2 separate regions of the Homo sapiens genome follow, and region 2 is linked to region 1. The links are chromatin loops, found by intact Hi-C in ENCODE. Cell type or tissue: K562. All regions are shown on one strand. Each heading gives the region's core, and the rest is flanking DNA. Links, peaks and the distances in the headings are about the cores only.

Evidence for each region. Hi-C counts contacts between places; a loop is a spot of excess contacts. Peaks named below come from ENCODE experiments on the same cell type or tissue, not always from the same donor. Only the 100,000 strongest peaks of a DNase experiment are listed, where the experiment ranks them.
Region 2: it touches region 1 in a loop (5-fold over the local background); 3 of 110 quality-filtered maps call a loop at or near these places.

The regions. Positions count from the first base shown.
Region 1 is chr1:31,150,743-31,159,134 of GRCh38, reverse strand. It overlaps LOC107984935 (a long non-coding RNA gene), which reads right to left and starts at 4,089. Exons shown (of 2, transcript XR_001737961.2): 1 at 3,983-4,089; 2 at 3,001-3,410. RefSeq lists enhancers at 3,285-3,374, 2,949-3,584, 4,222-4,858, 4,859-5,496 and a silencer at 3,545-4,134. In K562, for the core only: a CTCF peak has its summit at 3,688 (motif pointing left); DNase peaks (open chromatin) are centred at 3,614 and 4,114; H3K4me3 peaks cover 1,530 bases.
Region 2 is chr1:31,096,813-31,105,204 of GRCh38, reverse strand. It overlaps LOC124904579 (UPF0764 protein C16orf89-like), which reads right to left and starts at 4,999. Exons shown (of 4, transcript XM_047439474.1): 1 at 4,923-4,999. The coding sequence starts at 4,999. In K562, for the core only: no CTCF peak of the experiment used is centred there; DNase peaks (open chromatin) are centred at 3,894 and 4,494.

The DNA of each region.
Region 1 (8,392 bases), core at 1,142-6,141:
CAAAACATTAGCCAGGCATGGTGGCAGGCACCTGTAGTCCCAGCTACTCGGGAGGCTGAGGCAGGAGAATGGTGTGAACCCGGGAGACAGAGCTTGCAGTGAGCCGAGATCGGGCCACCGCACTCCAGCCTGGGTGACAGAGTGAGGCTCTGTCTCAAACAAACAAACAAACAAACAAACAAAAACATACTTCCAGAGTTTGTCAGTAAATCTTCCCCTCCCTGCTCCAATCCTCTCACCTCAGCCTCCCAGTAGCTGGGACTACAGGCATGTAATGTCACCCCTCACCCTGGCTTTTTTTTTTTTTTGGCAGAGATGAGGGGTCTCGCTATGTTGCCCAGGCTGCTTCTTAAACTCCTGGGCTCAAGCTATCCCTGTAGGCCTCCCAAAGCCTGGAATTACAGGGAAATTTACTACAACAGGCCTGTGTTATGTTTCTGTTACTTGCAACTGCTAGAATCCTGGTTGATACAATGTTTGAAATAAGTCTGATCTAGATCTTAGGTGGACTGGAGACCACAGCCAAATCTTAAATGGTTTAGCATAGAACCTGGCACATAATAATAAGCACTGGCTGCTCAGAAAACACTGCTCCTGTAGTTCCCTGTACTTCTCCACTAAGGTGCATATGATAATTTTTTTTTAGACAGAGTCTCACTCTGTCACCCAGGCTGGAATGCAGTGGCACGAACTCAGCTCACTGCAACCTCCGCCCCCCAGGTTCAAGCGATTCTCCTGCCTCAGCCTCCCGAGTAGCTGGGATTACAGGCACCCACCACTATGCCCAGCTAATTTTTTGTATTTTTTTAGTAGAGACGGGGTTTCGCCATGTTGGCCAGGCTGGTCTCAAGCTCCTGACCTTGTGATTTGCCCGCCTCTGCCTCCCAGAGTGCTGGGATTACAGGCATGAGCCACCGTGCCCAGCCACATATCACAATTTTAATTGAATAACGATTCATATTGTTAATTGTTCAGTCTTTCAACCAGCCTGCAAGCTTATTTGTGTAGGAACTGTAACTTGTTCACTGTATTCCTCAGCACATGACCTAGCAGAGTGGGTGTTTCACCATGTTGGCCAAGCTGGTCTTGAACTCCTGACCTCAGGTGATCCGCCTCCCAAAGTGTTGGGATTACAGGCGTGAGCCACCGCACCCGGCCAAGACAAAATTATGAGAAATTTAGTATAAAAATATCAGTTGGCTTTATTTGCGATTCCACAATTGGGCAGCACCTCATTCTATAAAATAGAATAAGTATGTCAATGATCTGAGCAGAAGAGCTTGGCTTTATAGACACAGAAGGGTTAAAGAAAGCATTGGCAAAGAATAAAGAGTATATTAGGCCCAGAGCCCTGGATCACACCTGTAATCCCAGTGATTCAGGAGGCTGGGATGGGAGGATCCCTTGGGCCAGGAGTTTCAGGCCAGCCTGGCCAACATGGTGATACCCCGTCTCTACAAAAATTTAAAAAATGGGCCAGGTGAGGTGGTTCCCTGGAGGCCGAGGTGAGCGGACCACCTGAGGTGAGGAGTTCCAGACCAGCCTGGCCAAGATGGTGAAACCCTGTCTTTACCAAAAATTCAAAAATTAGGCCAGGCATGGTGGCTCACACCTGTAATCCCAGCACTTTGGGAGGCCGAGGTGGGTGGATCATGAGGTCAGGAGATCAAGACCACCCTGGCTAACATGGTGAAACCCCATCCCTACTAAAAATACAAAAAATTAGCTGGGTGTGGTGGCAGGCACCTGTAGTCCCAGCTACTCGGGAGACGGAGGCAGGAGAATGGCGTGAACCCGGGAGGTGGAACTTGCAGGGAGCCAAGATGGCACCACTGCACTCCAGCCTGGGGACAGAGCGAGACTCTGTCTCAAAAAAAAAAAAATCAAAAATTATCCGGGTGTGGTGGAATTTTTTTTTTTTTTTTAACGGCCAGGTGCAGTGGCTCACGCTTGTAATCCCAGCACTTTGGGAGGCTGAGGCAGGTGGATCACTTGAGGTCAGGAGTTCGAGACCAGCCTGGCCAACATGAAGAGACTGTGTCTCTACTAAAAATACAAAAATTAGCAGGGCATGTGGTGCACGCCTGTTATCCCAGCTACTCAGGAGGATGAGGCACAAGAATCGCTTGAACCTGGGAGACAAGAGGTTGCAGTGAGCTAGGTAGCACCACTGCACTCCAACTCCAGCCTAGGCAACAGAGTGAGACTCCATCTCAAAAAAAAAAAAGGCCAGGTGCAGTGGCTCACACTTGTAATCCTAGCACTTTGGGAGGCCAAGGCAGGCGATCACTTGAGGTCAGGAGTTCGAGACCAGCCTGGCCAACATGGCAAAACCCTGTCTCTATTAAAAATACAAAAAAATTAGCCAGGCGTGGTGGCATATGCCTGTAATCCCAACTACTCGGGAGGCTGAGACAGGAGAATTGCTTGAACCCAGGAGGCGGACGTTGCAGTGAGCCGAGATGGCGCAAGACTCCATCTCAAATAAAAAAAAAAAAATTAAAAATAAGCAGAGCGTGGAGGTGTCCACCTGTGGTCCCAGGTACTCAGGAGGCTGAGGCAGGAGGATCGCTTGAGCCCAGGAAGTCAAAGCTTCAGTGAGCTGGGTTTATGCCACTATGCCACTGCACTCCAGCCTGGGTGACAAAGCTAGACCCTGTACCTTAGAAAAAAGAAAAATTTTTAAAAAAGGCCAGACACAGTGGGTTATGCCCGTAATCTTAGCACCTTGTGAGTTCTAAGCCGGTGGACCACTTGAGCTCAGGAGTTCGAGACCAGCCTGGCCAAAATGGTGAAACCCTGTCTCTACTTAAAAAAAAAAAAAAAATTAGCTGGGCATGGTGGTGTGCGCCTGTGATCCCACTTACTTGGGAGGCTGAGGCAGGAGAATCGCTTGAACCCGGGAAGCAGAGGTTGCAGTGAGCCGAGATTGCACCACTGCACTCCAGTCTGGGCGACAGAGCGAGACTCTATCTCAAAAAAAAAAAAAAGAGTATATAGTTATTTTTCAAAGTTACTTTTACTTTTCTTGTAAGGCAGGACAGACCAATAGAATAATAACCAAGTGGTTACTATCAGGTTCTTTCAAGCCGCCTTTTTTTGCGTAGGATTAAAGCAGGGAAATGTGATGTTGATTGAGGATTTAAACCGGCCTGTTTGGGAAATTGGCTGTTGTCTCTTGATTTCTCCCCAGGTTAGATGGCAACTCAGTTTCCATTTGGTAATGTGGAACTTTAGCATGGGTGACTCTTTTGATTTTTAGTCTGGTCGGCTGGGGCCTGGTGCAGAAACTTAGTCCAAAACAGTGGCCTCCTATAATGTTTATTTAACGGTAGGAAACACATGTTAGTTAAGGTGATGGTGAAGCCTTCCTCTTCACTTCCATTCTCTCAACCCACTCTCCCAGGGCCCTGCAAAACAAGAAGGGCCATCGTCATTTCACAGAAGCGGAAACAAGACCCACGCAGGGAAGGACTTGCTCCAGGGCTCGGCGGGGTGCCGCACAGCCTGGGACCTGCGGGTTCTCAGGACAGACGTGTGGCGGGGCCAACAGTGCGGCGCTCAGGGATAGTGGGGCGCGGCCCAAAGCGGGTGGAGCGCGGCCCAAAGCGGGTGGGGCGCGCAGACTCCACGTGGCCCCGGCGCCGCCCTCTGCGCCCCCTCCCGGCCTCTCCCGGGCCACCCGCGGATTCCCCCAGAGAGGATCGCGCCCTGAACCCGCCGCCCCCGGCTCCTGAGGCCAGGCCTCGCCTCCATTCCTGCCCTGCGCCCTCCCCCTCTCCGGGGCCAGGGGGCCCTCTAAGCTTCCGGGTCTCCAGCCCCCAAAAGGGCCCCGCTCTAGCGGCGACTCCCCGCCCGCCTCTCCCGGGACTCGGGTCCCGCCTCCAGCACCCACTTTAGCCTCCCCCAGATAAGTCCCGCCAGACCCCCACACCCCCAACCCCCACACCCCCAGCCCCTTCCCAACTCCCCTCGTCCCCACCTCCGGCCCCGCGCCCGCGCCCGCGCCCGATCCTTCACGGACTCGTTCCGAAGATCCAGCCTCGCCCTGCCCCGCCCAGGGCCCGGCCGCTCCCCGCCCTCGTCCCCCGGCCCGGGCTCCGCCCCTCCCTCGACTCCGGCCCCGCCCTCCCCCCCGCTCCCTCCGGTCCCCGGATCGGGCCCCGCCCCCGCCCCCGCCCCAAGGACTCTCTTTGTTCCGGAGTCAACCGGCCTCGGTCCTGGGATCGCTGATTCCACGGAGGAGAGCCATACCTGGGCGTCTCCACCCCCCACCCCACTGTCTCTGGAGACCAAGGCCGGCGCCGGGGGAGGCGGGTGTGCGGGCGCGCGAGCCGAGCCCTTTGTTCAGGAGAACATTCCTCAGCGCCAGCCTCCCCACCTGGAGAGCCTGTGGTTCCTGTTTCAGGCTTTGCCTTGGAGAAACTCTCGCCGAGTATGCAGCTCTCAAGCCTGGCTTCTGGCGCATCCTACTTCATGGCCTTCAACGGGTCCTTTGACCTCCCTGAACCTCAATTTTCTCACTTGTAGAATGGGAACCAAAATTCTGACGTCGAATGATCGCTGTGAAATTAAATTAAATGCCAAAACACAAATGTAGAGTATCTGCAGGCATAAGGTGAATGTTAGATACTTGCGTTTGGAAGACCTTCACCGAAAGAAGCTAACATTTTTGTATTGAGTTCACCCTACTCCCCCATCCCGCTTTGTATGGGCAATTTGTAGTCCTCCCAAATCTTTGAAATCTCACTTTCTTAGTAAAGACTTTCCCTGATTTCTGGGGCACACCCTCATGGAGTCACCCTCTGGCATATTTCCATAGCATGCTGTAACGTCTATTAAAATATTTGCAGTTACTTTTTTTTTAATTGAGACTTAATTTGCATTCAGCGAAATACACACAACTTGGCAGGGCGCGGTGGCTCGCGCCTGTAATCCCAGCACTTCGGGAGGCCGAGGCGGGCAGATCACCTGAGGTCAGGAGTTTTGAGACCAGCCTGGCCAACATGGCGAAACCCCATCTTTACTAAAAATACAAAAATTAGCCGGGCCTGGTGGTGCGTACCTCTAATCCCAGCTACTCAGGAGGCTGAGACAGGAGAATCACTTGAATCCAGGAGACGGAGGTTGCAATGAGCCGAGATTGGGCCATTGCACTCCAGCCTGGACGACAGAGCAAGACTCTGTCTCACAAAAAAAAAAAAAGAAAAGAAAGAAAAAAAGAAACTGCCAAACAGTCCTCTCAAGTTATATAGTTATATCCTTTTACATTCCATTCTTTACATGCGGTTTTTTTTTTTTGTTTTTTTTTTTTTTTTTTGAGACAAGGCCTCACTCTGTCACCCAGGCTGGAGTGCAGTGGTGTGATCATAGTGATCATAGCTCAGCAGCCTCGACCTCCCGTGCTCAAGCCATCCTCCCGCCTCAGCCTCCCAAAGTACTGGGATTACTAGCTTGAGACTCTTTGCCCAGCCCCATTTTCCATTCTCACCAGCAGTTATAAGCATTCCAGTTGCTCCACATCCTCTTGAGCATTTGACATTGCCAAACATTTTACTTTTAGCCATTGGAATGGGTGTAGTGTATCTCATTATGACATTACTTTTTAAAAATGAGTAATACAAGTATTCAGTTCTAAAGGTACAAAAGCCTATTAGTCTGTTTAATTTTTCTCCCTGAAAAGTATGTTTCATGAGTGGCTTGTGTCTCCATTTACACTGACATTTCTTTTTGACTATCTGTCTTTTTTCCACTAGAATATAAGCCCCAGGAGGAGAGGGACTGCCTATGGTGATGATAGCTGTCATCTCAGCTCCTTTCTAAAGCTAGTAAAAGCCTAATAAATATTGGTGAATGAATGCCCAGCACTATTCTTCTAGACAAGTCGCATAATCTATTACATTATCACATTTTGATTCAAGAGAGTAGCAGATTCCTTTGGGACTAAGTATGGAACTGAGTGATATCAATACAAAGTTGTGGCCGGGTGCGGTGGCTCACACCTGTAATCCCAGCACTTTAGGAGGCCGAGGTGGGTGGATCACGAGGTCAGGAGATTGAGATGAGCCTGGCCAACATTATGAAACCCCATCTCTACTAAAAATACAAAAATTAGCTGGGCGTGGTGGTGTGTGCCTGTAATCCCAGCTACTCCGGAGGCTGAGGCAGGAGGATCGCTTGAACTAGGGAGTCAGAGGTTGTGGTGAGCTGAGATCGTGCCACTGCACTCCAGCCTGGCGACAGAGCAAGACTCTGTTTCAAAAAAAAAAAAATACAAAGTTGTAAAATGAATGAATGTTGATGAAGGAGCTCTCGGGGTGTTCCTGCATGCAGTGCAAGCTGGCTTTTTGAAAACAACATCTATATGTTAAGTGCTATGCAAACTTTGAAAATAAACATCTGTTACTTCTGCTGCCCAGCATTACTTCACCCTTCTAGTAACAGGACACGAATTTTTCTCTGGGAAATTGTCCTCCTCCACTCAGTCCACACCTCCATCAGCTTCAGGGCATGTGACTCAACCCCAACTAATCAGAGCATCTCAGCCCCTTGACAACTGTGATTGGTTCAGGGATGTGCCCACCCAATTTGGGCCAATGAAAGCCAGCCCTGTCTTGTTGGGCAAGAAAGCTCTTTTTCCTGCAGGACTTGCAATTGTGGTGATGAAAGACTAGGAGAAATGAGGTCAAGGGGAATCGAGCTATTAATGAAGTGATGGAGGGAACATCCCTGGTATTAGGAAGAACAGGAAGAAGGCCACTGCAGTACAGGGAAAAAGGAGAGAGGTAGAGGATGAGAGGATGAGTTCAGGGGCAGGCAGAGGCCAGATCTTTTTTTTTTTTCAGACAGAGTCTTGCTCTGTTCCCCACGCTGGCTTGCAGTGGCGCGATCTCAGCTCACTGCAACCTCCGCCTCCTGGGTTCAAGCGTTTCTCCTGCCTCAGTCTCCCGAGTAGCTGGGATTACAGGCATGTGCCACCATGCCCAGGTAGTTTTTGTATTTTTAGTAGAAACGGGGTTTTGCCATGGTGGCCAGACTGGTCTTAAAATCCTAGAGAGGCCAGATTTTGAGGGGCCTCAAGGAAGATCCTCAAGGATCATGGGAAGGATTTGGAGTTTACCTTTTTTTTTTTTTTTTTTTGAGACAGAGTCTTGCTCTGTCACCCAGGCTGGAGTGCAGTGACGCGATCTCAGCTCACAGCAACCTTCACCTTGTAGCTCACTTGCAAGCAAAGTTGCAAGCTCACTGCAACCTGGGCTCAAGCAATTGAGCCCGAGCAGCTAGGATTACAGGTGCCTGCCACCACGCCCGGCTAATTTTTATATTTTTAGTAGAGACAGGGTTTCACCATGTTGGCCAGGCTGGTCTCAAACTCCTGACCTCAAGTGATCCACCTGCCTTGGCCTCCCAAAGTGCTGGGATTACAGGAGTGAGCCACGGCACCCAGCCTGGAGTTTACCTTGAGAAGCTATTAGAAGAATTTGAGCAGAAGAGTCAATGATCTGATTAAATTTTTTTTGCGACCAAGTCTTGCTTTGTCACTCAGGCTGGAGTGCAGTGACACAGTCATTGCTCACTACTGCAACCTCAACCTCTTAGGCTCAAGGGATTCTACTGCCTCAGCCTCCTGAGTGGCTGAGACCATGGGTACGTGTCACCATGCTCAGCTAATTTTTAAAAATTTTTTTGTAGAGATAGGGACTTGATACATTATTCAGGTTGGTCTTCAACTCTCCTATCTCTGCCTCTCGAAGTGCTGGGATTACAGGTGTGAACTACTGCACTGGTCAAAAAGTATTTCAGTGACATATCAATACAGGAAAACACATAGCTTGTAGCTCATCCTTTAAAACCAGAATAGCCAAGTGAAAAGTCAGTACAGCTTCTTATTTTTACTTTAAAAAAGACATCAGCCCAGGAGCAGTGGCTCACGCCTGTAATCCCAGCACTTTCAGAGGCCAAGACGGGCAAATCACCTGAGGTCAGGAGTTCCAAACCAGCCTGGCCAACATGGCAAAAACCCGTCTCTACTGAAAAAAAAAAATTAGCTGGGCATGGTGGCAGACGCCTGCAATCCCAGCCACTCGGGAGGCTGAGGCAGGAGAATCACTTGAACCCAGGAGACGGAGGTTGCAGTGAGCCGAGATCATGCCACTGCACTCTAGCCTGGGCAAAAGAGAGAGACCCTATCTCAAAAAAAAAAAAAAATTCAAAGGTACGCAGTGGGAATTGAACTACTATGTTTTTTCTTCTTCCTAGAGATGTGACATACATGTTTTCTGGTAAGTAACATTCTACCAAATGTTGTCTTAAACCAAAGCAGAGAGATGACCAGTGAAGCTTCTTACTACCCCCTACTTACTAAGGTAGGAGGATTGCTTGAGCCCAAAAG
Region 2 (8,392 bases), core at 1,907-6,906, 55 kb after region 1:
GAAAAAAAAGAAAGAGAGAGAGAGAGAGAAACACATGAACAAGCCAGGCATGGTGGCTCACACCTATAATCCCAGAACTTTGGGAGGCCGAGGCCGGTGAACCACTTGAGGCCAGGAGTTAGAGACCAGCCTGGCCAACATGGCAAAGTCCTGTCTCTACTAAAAATACAAAAAAGAAAAAAAAGCAAACAGAGGGGCTGGGTGCGGTGGCTCACGCCTGTAACCCCAGCAGCTTGGGAGGCCAAGCTGGGCAGATCACCTGAGGTCAGGAGTTCGAGACCAGCCTGGCCAACATGGTAAAACCTCATCTCTATTAAAAATACAAAAAAAAACTGAGCAAGGTGGCGGGCACCTGTGATTCCAGCTATGAGGGAGGCTGAGGCAGAAGAACTGTTTGAACCTGGGAGGCGGAGGTTGCAGTAAGCTGAGATCTTGCCACTGCACTCCAGCCTGGGTGACAGAGAGAGACTGTCTCAAAAAAAAAAAAAAAAAGAAAAGAAAAGAAAGAAACATACACAAACAAGTGAACTGAGTGCTCAGTACATGCACTTGGCATTTATATATTATGTCTTCATCTATGCATATTATTATTTTTTCTTTTTCTTTCTTTTTTCTTTTTTAGATGGAGTCTCACTCTGTCTCCTAGGCTGGAGTGCAATGGTGCGATCTCGCTGCAACCTCCGCCTCCTGGGTTCAAGTGATTCTCCTGCCTCAGCCTCCTGAGTAGCTGGGATTACAGGCGCATGCCATCACACCCTGCTAATTTTTGTATTTTTAGTAGAGAAGGGGTTTCACCATTTTGGCCAGGCTGGTCTCGACTTCCTGACCTGAAGTGATCTGCCTGCCTCGGCCTAAATGCTAGGATTATAGGCATGAGCCACTGCACCTGGCCTATCTATGCATATTTTTCTAATTACAAAATAATACATGATTACTATATAAAATAGTTATGATTATAGAGGTCTATGAAAATGAGTTTCCCCTACAACCCTGCTTGGCAATAACCACTAAAAGCAATTTGGTTTTTTTGTTTTGTTTTGTTTTTTTTGAGACGGAGTCTCACTCTGTCGCCCAGGCTAGAGTACAGTGGTGTGATCTTGGCTCACTGCAACTTCTGTCTCCCGGGTTCAAGCGATTCTCCTGCCTCAGCCTCCTGAGTAGCTGGGATTACAGGTGCCCACCACCATGCCAGGCTAAATTTTGTATTTTTAGTAGACACAGGGTTTCGCCATGTTGGCCAAGCTGGTCTCGAACTCTTGACCTCGTGATCTGCCTGCCTCGGCCTCCCAAAGTGCTGGGATTATAGGCATGAGCCACCGTGCCCGGCCCCAGTACAATTTTTTTTTTAAGCATATAAGTTTCCACCATGTTTGTGCAGCCAGGACCAGGAGTGCGACTGCTTCAGAATTCTGACTGGGCCAGGTTTGGTGTAATCCTAGCACTTTGGGAGGCTGGGATGGGAGGATAGCTTGAGCCCAGGAGTTTGAGGCTGCAGTGAGCTATGAACATGCCACTGCACTCCAGCCTGGGTGACACAGTGAGACCCTTTCTATAACAATAATAATAATAAAGAATTCTGAATAGGTAAGACTATTGATGATGATGATGATGTTGGACTTGTGTTTACTGAGAGTACTAAGTCCCAGACTCTGTTCAGAGCACCTTACGTGCATTATCTCCTTTAATTCGAAGAGATTCTCTGAGACAGGTACAGGTAAGTGTGTGCTCCTCATAGGAGCAGTACAGCCTAGTGGTACCCGGTTGCCTGGTCTCAAATTTCAGGTATACATGCACAAGATATATGGCCTTAGTAACTTTTTTTTTTTTTTGAGACATGGTCTCACTCTCACTGGGGCTGGAGTGCAGTGGCACCATCATGGCTCCCTGCAGCCTCTACCTCCTGGGCTCAAGTGATCCTCATCCTCCTGTTCAGCCTCCCAAGTGGCTGGGACCACAGTCTCGTGCAACAGCCCAGCTAATTTTTCTACTTTTTGTAGAAATGGGGGTCTCACTATGTTGCCCAAGCTGGTCTTGAACTCCTGGGCTCAAGCGATACTCCAGGCTCAGCCTCAGCCTCCCAAAGTGCTGGGATTACAGGCATGAACCACTGCACCTGGCCCAGTAACATTCTTACCCTCTCTGTGCCTTAGGTTTCTCGGTAAAACAAAGATGATAATAACACCTCCCTCATAGGGTTGTGGCCCAAATGCAATGAATGAATGTGTACCAAGCATGTGACGTGCCTGGCATGATTTTACAGATGAGGACATGGAGGTGATCCAGCGTAGATTCAAAGCTGCATTCACTGGCCTGGTTCCCTAGCATGAGCGGTCAGTGCCTGCTCAGTCCTCCCAGGCATCCCTTTCTGGGGGACAGCCTGTTCCTGGGTCTCTGAGGCAGTATGGGGAGGTGGAGTCAGGGAAAGTTCACTTCTTGATCCTTCCTGTGTTTCCTCAGCTGTTGAGCACAACAGTGGCTTTCGTAATTAAACAGTAGACAGTCTTAGGAGAACTAGGAGCAAGCCCTTCCCACTCTAAAACCCTCAGAATTGCTTTGCTGGTTATAAAACGAATTTGTGCAACTCCCTGGGAAGGTCTCAGGGTCAGGTGTTTTGTGGGAGAATCATTTCCTGCTTGGCCTGAGGGAAGAGCTGCTTCTTCCTGCTGAGATTCAGGCCAGTGGAGGCAAGCCTGCATGCAGACGCCACAGCCCATCCCTGACCCTCCCACCCCCACCCGGGACTCTGTTGTGGGTAGTCAGGCAGAAAATGAAAGGGAAGGGGGCTCTGTTCACAAAGTTGCTGTGCAAATCATTTATTTATTTATTTATTTATTTATTTATTTATTTATTTATTTTAAAGTTCTTTTTTTTTTTTTTTTTTGATACAGGGTCTTGCTCTGGCACCAGGCTGGAGTGCAGTGGCATGATCTCAGCTCACTGCAACCTCCGCCTCCCAGGTTCAAGCAATTCTCCTGCCTCAGCCTCCCGAGTAGCTGGGATTACAGGTGTGCACCACCACACCCGGCTAATTTTTGTGTTTTTAATAGAGATGGGGTTTCATCACATTGGCCAGGCTGGTCTCAAACTCCTGTCCTCTCACCTCCACCTCCCAAAATGCTGCCTTTTTTCTTTTTTAGACAGTTTCGCTCTTGTTGCCCAGGCTGGAGTGCAATAGCGCAATCTCGGCTCACCTCCCGGGTTCAAGAGATTCTCCTGCCTCAGCCTCCCAAGTAGCTGGGATTACAGGCACCCGCCACCATGCCCAGCTAATTTTGTATTTTTAGTAGAGATGGGGTTTCTCCATGTTGGTCAGGCTGGTCTCGAACTCCTAACCTCAGGTTATCCGCCCACCTCGGCCTCCCAAAGTGCTGAGATTATAGGCGTGAGACACCGCTCCCTGCCTGGAAAAAAGTTTTAAAAGATGCTTATAGAAAAAGGACAAAAATTATTTCTTTTTTTTTTTTTTGAGACAGGGTCTCCCTCTGTCTCCCCAGCTGGAGTGCAGTGGCCTGATCTCAGCTCACTGCAGCCTGAACCTCCCAGGCTCAAGCAATTCTCCCACCTCAGCCTCCCAAGTAGAAACACATTTGGGATTACAGGCGCATGCCACCACACCTGGCTAATTTTAGAATCATTTCTTTAAAAAAAAAAAACAAAAAAACTGAGGTTTAAGAGGGAATGTGAGAAAAAGAGAGCTACTCCTCATCTGCACTCCCCCAACTCCTGAAGCCCCTTACTAGCAGACGGCGGGCTCCCAGGCCTGAGGGTAGGAGCCGGCTCTGGGAGTAACAGAGCAGAGGGCACTTGGCCAATGGCCCTGTTCCTATTCCTACCCAGAGGCCTTTGCACACCCTGACCTCTCCTGGACTAGGGCTCCTCCCCAGGTCAGGGGAAAAGGCCTCCTCTCTCCCCCTTCCTCCCTCTCTACCCCACCCCCTTCTTCCTACTTATCATTTTGGAGAGTCATTTAATTCCTGGGGTTTCTGTGTGTGCTGAGTCTGTGCGTGTGCTGGGAGAAAGGAGCCTGGCTTCTATCCAACTGAAAAGAAAGAGGAATAAACCACAAAACCAAAACACACACAAAGACAACTTGGAAGACAATATTTATTCTGATTTTGCTTTTGCTTTAATACGTAATATGTATACATGTTCCAGACAACACATTTGGGAACACAAAATAAAAATAAGGTTGCTTATGACCTCAGGAGCTAGCTAACCTTTGCTGACAATTTCTGTCTTCTCTTTGGGTTTCAGGACATGTGTTATGTTGGGGCTTTCTGCACCCTCTGGCTGGGGAAGAGACCTCATCTGTCACCTCACATCTTCATTCTCTCCCCACTCTAGGATTTAGAGGGTGTAGTCAAGGGGGAAGACCTGGGACAGGTTAAACCAGAGGGGTGGCTGGTGCAGAGGACTGGGCAGGGACTGTGACTTTGTCCCTCAGCTGCTGTGGGAAAGGACTTCGTGAACAATGAGTTGACCAGAGAGTCGGGCTTCATCCTACTGCCCAGAGAGGCCACCTTGACTCAGCAGAAAGGTCCCCGGGGAGACAGCATAGTTCCCCAATTTCCTTTATATTTTTTATCTTTTTCCTTTTTTTTCTGAAACATGGTCTTGCTCTGTCACCCAGGCTGGAGTATAGTGGCACAATCATGGCTCACTGCAGCCTCAACTTCCGAGGCTCAAGCAATCCTCCTGCCTCAGCCTCCCAAGTAGCTAGGACTAGAGGTATGTGCCACTATATCCGGCTAATTTTTATTATCTGGGCCAGGTGCGGTGGCTCACGCCTGTAATCCCAGCACTTTGGGAGGCCGAGGCAGGTGGATCATGAGGTCAGGAGTTTGAGACCAGTCTGGCCAACATAGTAAATCCCTGTGTCTACTAAAAATGCAAAAAAAATTAGCCGGATGTCGGGAGGCAACGCTTGCAGTGAGCCGAGATCGTGCCACTGGACTCCAGCCTGGGCGACAGAGTGAGACTCTGTCTTAAAAAAAAAAAAAAAAAAATTAGCCAGGTGTGGTGGTGTGCACCTGTAATCCCAGCTACTCAGGAGGCTGAGGCAGGAGAATCACTTGAACCCGGGAGGCAGAGTTTGCAGTGAGCTGAGATCATGCCATTGCACTCCAGCCCAGGCAACAGTGCAAGAATCCGTCTCAAAAAAAAAATTATCTGTAGAGTCAGGGGACTCCCTATTGCTGCCCAGGCTGGTCTCGAACTCCTAGGCTCAAGTGATCTGCCCACCTGGGCCTCCTGAAGTGCTAGGATTACAGGCGTGAGGCACCAGGCCTGGCCTTCATACCTTTTAAAATGTATTCATTCACTCACTCATTAAACATTAACTGCTGTCCACCCTGGGCAGGCTCTGGGGCCTCTCAGGTGGAGAAGTTGCCAACTGGGCCCTCCAACAGCCTGCTTCTGACCTGGGGAAAGTAAGATACAAGAAATGTGCCCAAGGAAAGCAGGGGAAGGGAGGAGGAAAAAGGGAGAGAAAGGAAGGGCGTGTAGCAGTATTCCCCGCATGAGTGAACAATTTGTAAAAGAATATTACATATTACAACAGCATTTTTCTTTGGAAAATGCAAAACAAAACTCTAACTTTGTTCTTAATGCAGACTATGGAAAGTAAATTGTGAGGAAATCTTGGCCCTTGGGGGTTTATCATGGGTCCCTTCAGTTAAGCCTGTGGGGAAGGCAGGGAGTAGGGCAGGCCTTGCCACTCTCCAGAGGCCTCTCAGTAGAACGTGACCTATTTCTATTTACCAGAATGGCAAGGGCAGGGGTGCAGGAATGGGAAGAGGACATACCTGATTGGAGAGCCAAGAATTTGGGTCCTGAGAGTCAAAGGGAGAGGTTGGCAAATTCAGGAACACATAGCTGCGTGTAGTGGCTCTCTCCTATAATCCCAGCATTTTGTGAGGCCAAGGCAGGAGGATCACTTAAGCCTTGGAGTTCAAGACCAGCCTGGGGAACAAAGTGAGATCCAGTCTCTACAAAAAATAAAAAAATTGGCTGGCACAGTGGCTCACACCTGTAATCCCAGTACTTTGGGAGGCTGAGGAGGGCGGATCACCTGAGGTCAGGAGTTCGAGACCAGCCTGACCAACATGGAGAAACTTCATCTCTACTAAAAATACAAAATTAGCTGGGCGTGGTGGAGCGTGCCTGTAATCCTAGCTACTCGGGAGGCTGAGGCAGGAGAATCGCTTGAACCTGGGAGGCGGAGGTTGCAGTGAGCCGAGATCGCACCATTGCACTCCAGCCTGGGCAACAAGAACGAAACTCCATCTCAAAAAATAAAAAAAAAAATTGTCTGGGCACTGTGGCGTGTGCCTGGTCCCAGCTACGTGGGAGACTGAGGTGGGAGGATCAAGGTGGGAGTTCAAGGTTGCAGTGAACTATGATCCAGCCTCTGTCACACAGGCTGGAGAGCATGGCCACCATGTTGGCCAGGCTGGTCTCGAACTCCTGGCCTCAACTGGTCTGCCTACTTCGGCCTCCCAAAGGCTTTGTAGGCCATATGGTCATGGTGGTACCTACTCAACTCAGCTGTGGGGCACAAAAGGAGCCACAGGCACTACTTAATCAACTGGGTCTGACTGTGTTCCAACAAAACTTTATTTATGGACACTGAAATTTGAATTTCATATCATTTGCAGAAAAATGTCAAGAAATAGTACTCTTAAAGTTTTTTCCCCACCTTTAAAAATGTTACAATCATTCTTGGCTTGCAGGGGTCCTACAAAAACAGGGAGTCAGGTGGTAATGACGTGTCAATGTAGATTCATCAGTTGTCACAAATGTACCACTCTGATGGGGGATATATTGAAAACGGAGGAGGCTATTCATGTATAGGGGTAGGAAGTATACAGGAAATATGGTATCTTCTGCTCAATTTTGCCACAAACCTAAAACTGATCTTAAAAAATAAAGCCTGTCTTCCAGGTGCGGTAGTTCACGCCTGTAATCCCAGCACTTGGGAGGCCAAGGTTGGGGGGGGGATCACCTGAGGTCAGGAGTTTGAGACCAGCCTGGCCAACATGGTGAAACCCCATCTCTATTAAAAAAAAAATACAAAATTAGTCAGGCACGGTGGCATACGCCTGTAATCCCAGCTACTCAGGAGGCTGAGGCAAGAGAATTGCTTGAACCCAGGAGGCAGAGGTTGCAGTGAGCCGAGATTGCACCATTGCACTCCAGCCTGGGCAACGAGAGCAATACTCCATCTCAAAAAATAAATAGGCCGGGCATGGTGGCTCATGCCTGTAATCCCGGCACTTTGAGAGGCCGAGGCGGGCAGACCACTTGAGGTCAGGAGTTCAGGACCAGCCTGGCCAACATGGTGAAAACCCGTCTCTACTAAAAATACAAAAATTAGCCGGGCGCTTGAACCCAGGAGGCAGAGACTGCAGTGAGCCGAGATCATGCCACTGCACCCCAACCTGGGCGACAGAGTGAGACTCCATCTCAATAAATAAATAAATAAATAAATAAAGCCTATTAAAAAAAGAAGAAGAAAGAAAGAAAAGAAAACAGGAAGCAAGCTGAGAATTTAGCTTGTGGCCTGTACTTGCTGATCCCTGTTTTAGAGAATTACAAAAAGTTGCTCCATCCTCCAGTAAGACATTATATAAGTTAGTTTATTATTTCTGGGGAATAACAATTATAAGACTGGGCATACCTGGGCATAGAACTGGCTCACATCTATAATCCCAACATTTTGGAAGGGTGAGGCAGGAGGATCACTTGAGGCCAGGAGTTCCAGACCAGCCTCAGCAACATAGTAAGAGCTCTACAAAAAAATTTTTTTAAAGAATAACAATTATGACAAGCATTAAATCATTCTGTAAAAATTATACAAATCAAATATTGAATATAAGGTAATAGAAAATTATCATTGTTGCAAATATGTTGTAATTATTCAATGGTTCTCATATTAGATTCTAGAAAATAACAAGATTTTTGGCATCCTGGGCAATCAAGATTTTGAGACCAGCCTGGCCAATATGGCAAGACCACATATCTACAGTTTTTTTTGTTTTTTTTTTTAAGATGGAGTCTCACTCTGTTGCCCAGGCTGGAGTGCAATGGCGCCATCTTGGCTCGCTGCAACCTCCGACTCCTGGGTTCAAACAATTCTCCTGCCTCAGCCTCCTGAGTAGCTGAGACTACATGCGTGTGCCACCATGCCCAGCTAAGTTTTTGTATTTTTAGTAGAGATGGGGTTTCACCGTGTTAGCCAGGATGGTCTCGATCTCCTGACCTCGTGATCTGCCCATCTCGGCCTCCCAAAGTGCTGTGATTACAGGCATGAGCCACCGCGCCCGGCCCAAAAAGATTTTTAAAAATCACCCTGCGTGGTGGCACATGCTTGTAGTCCTAGGTACTGGGGAGG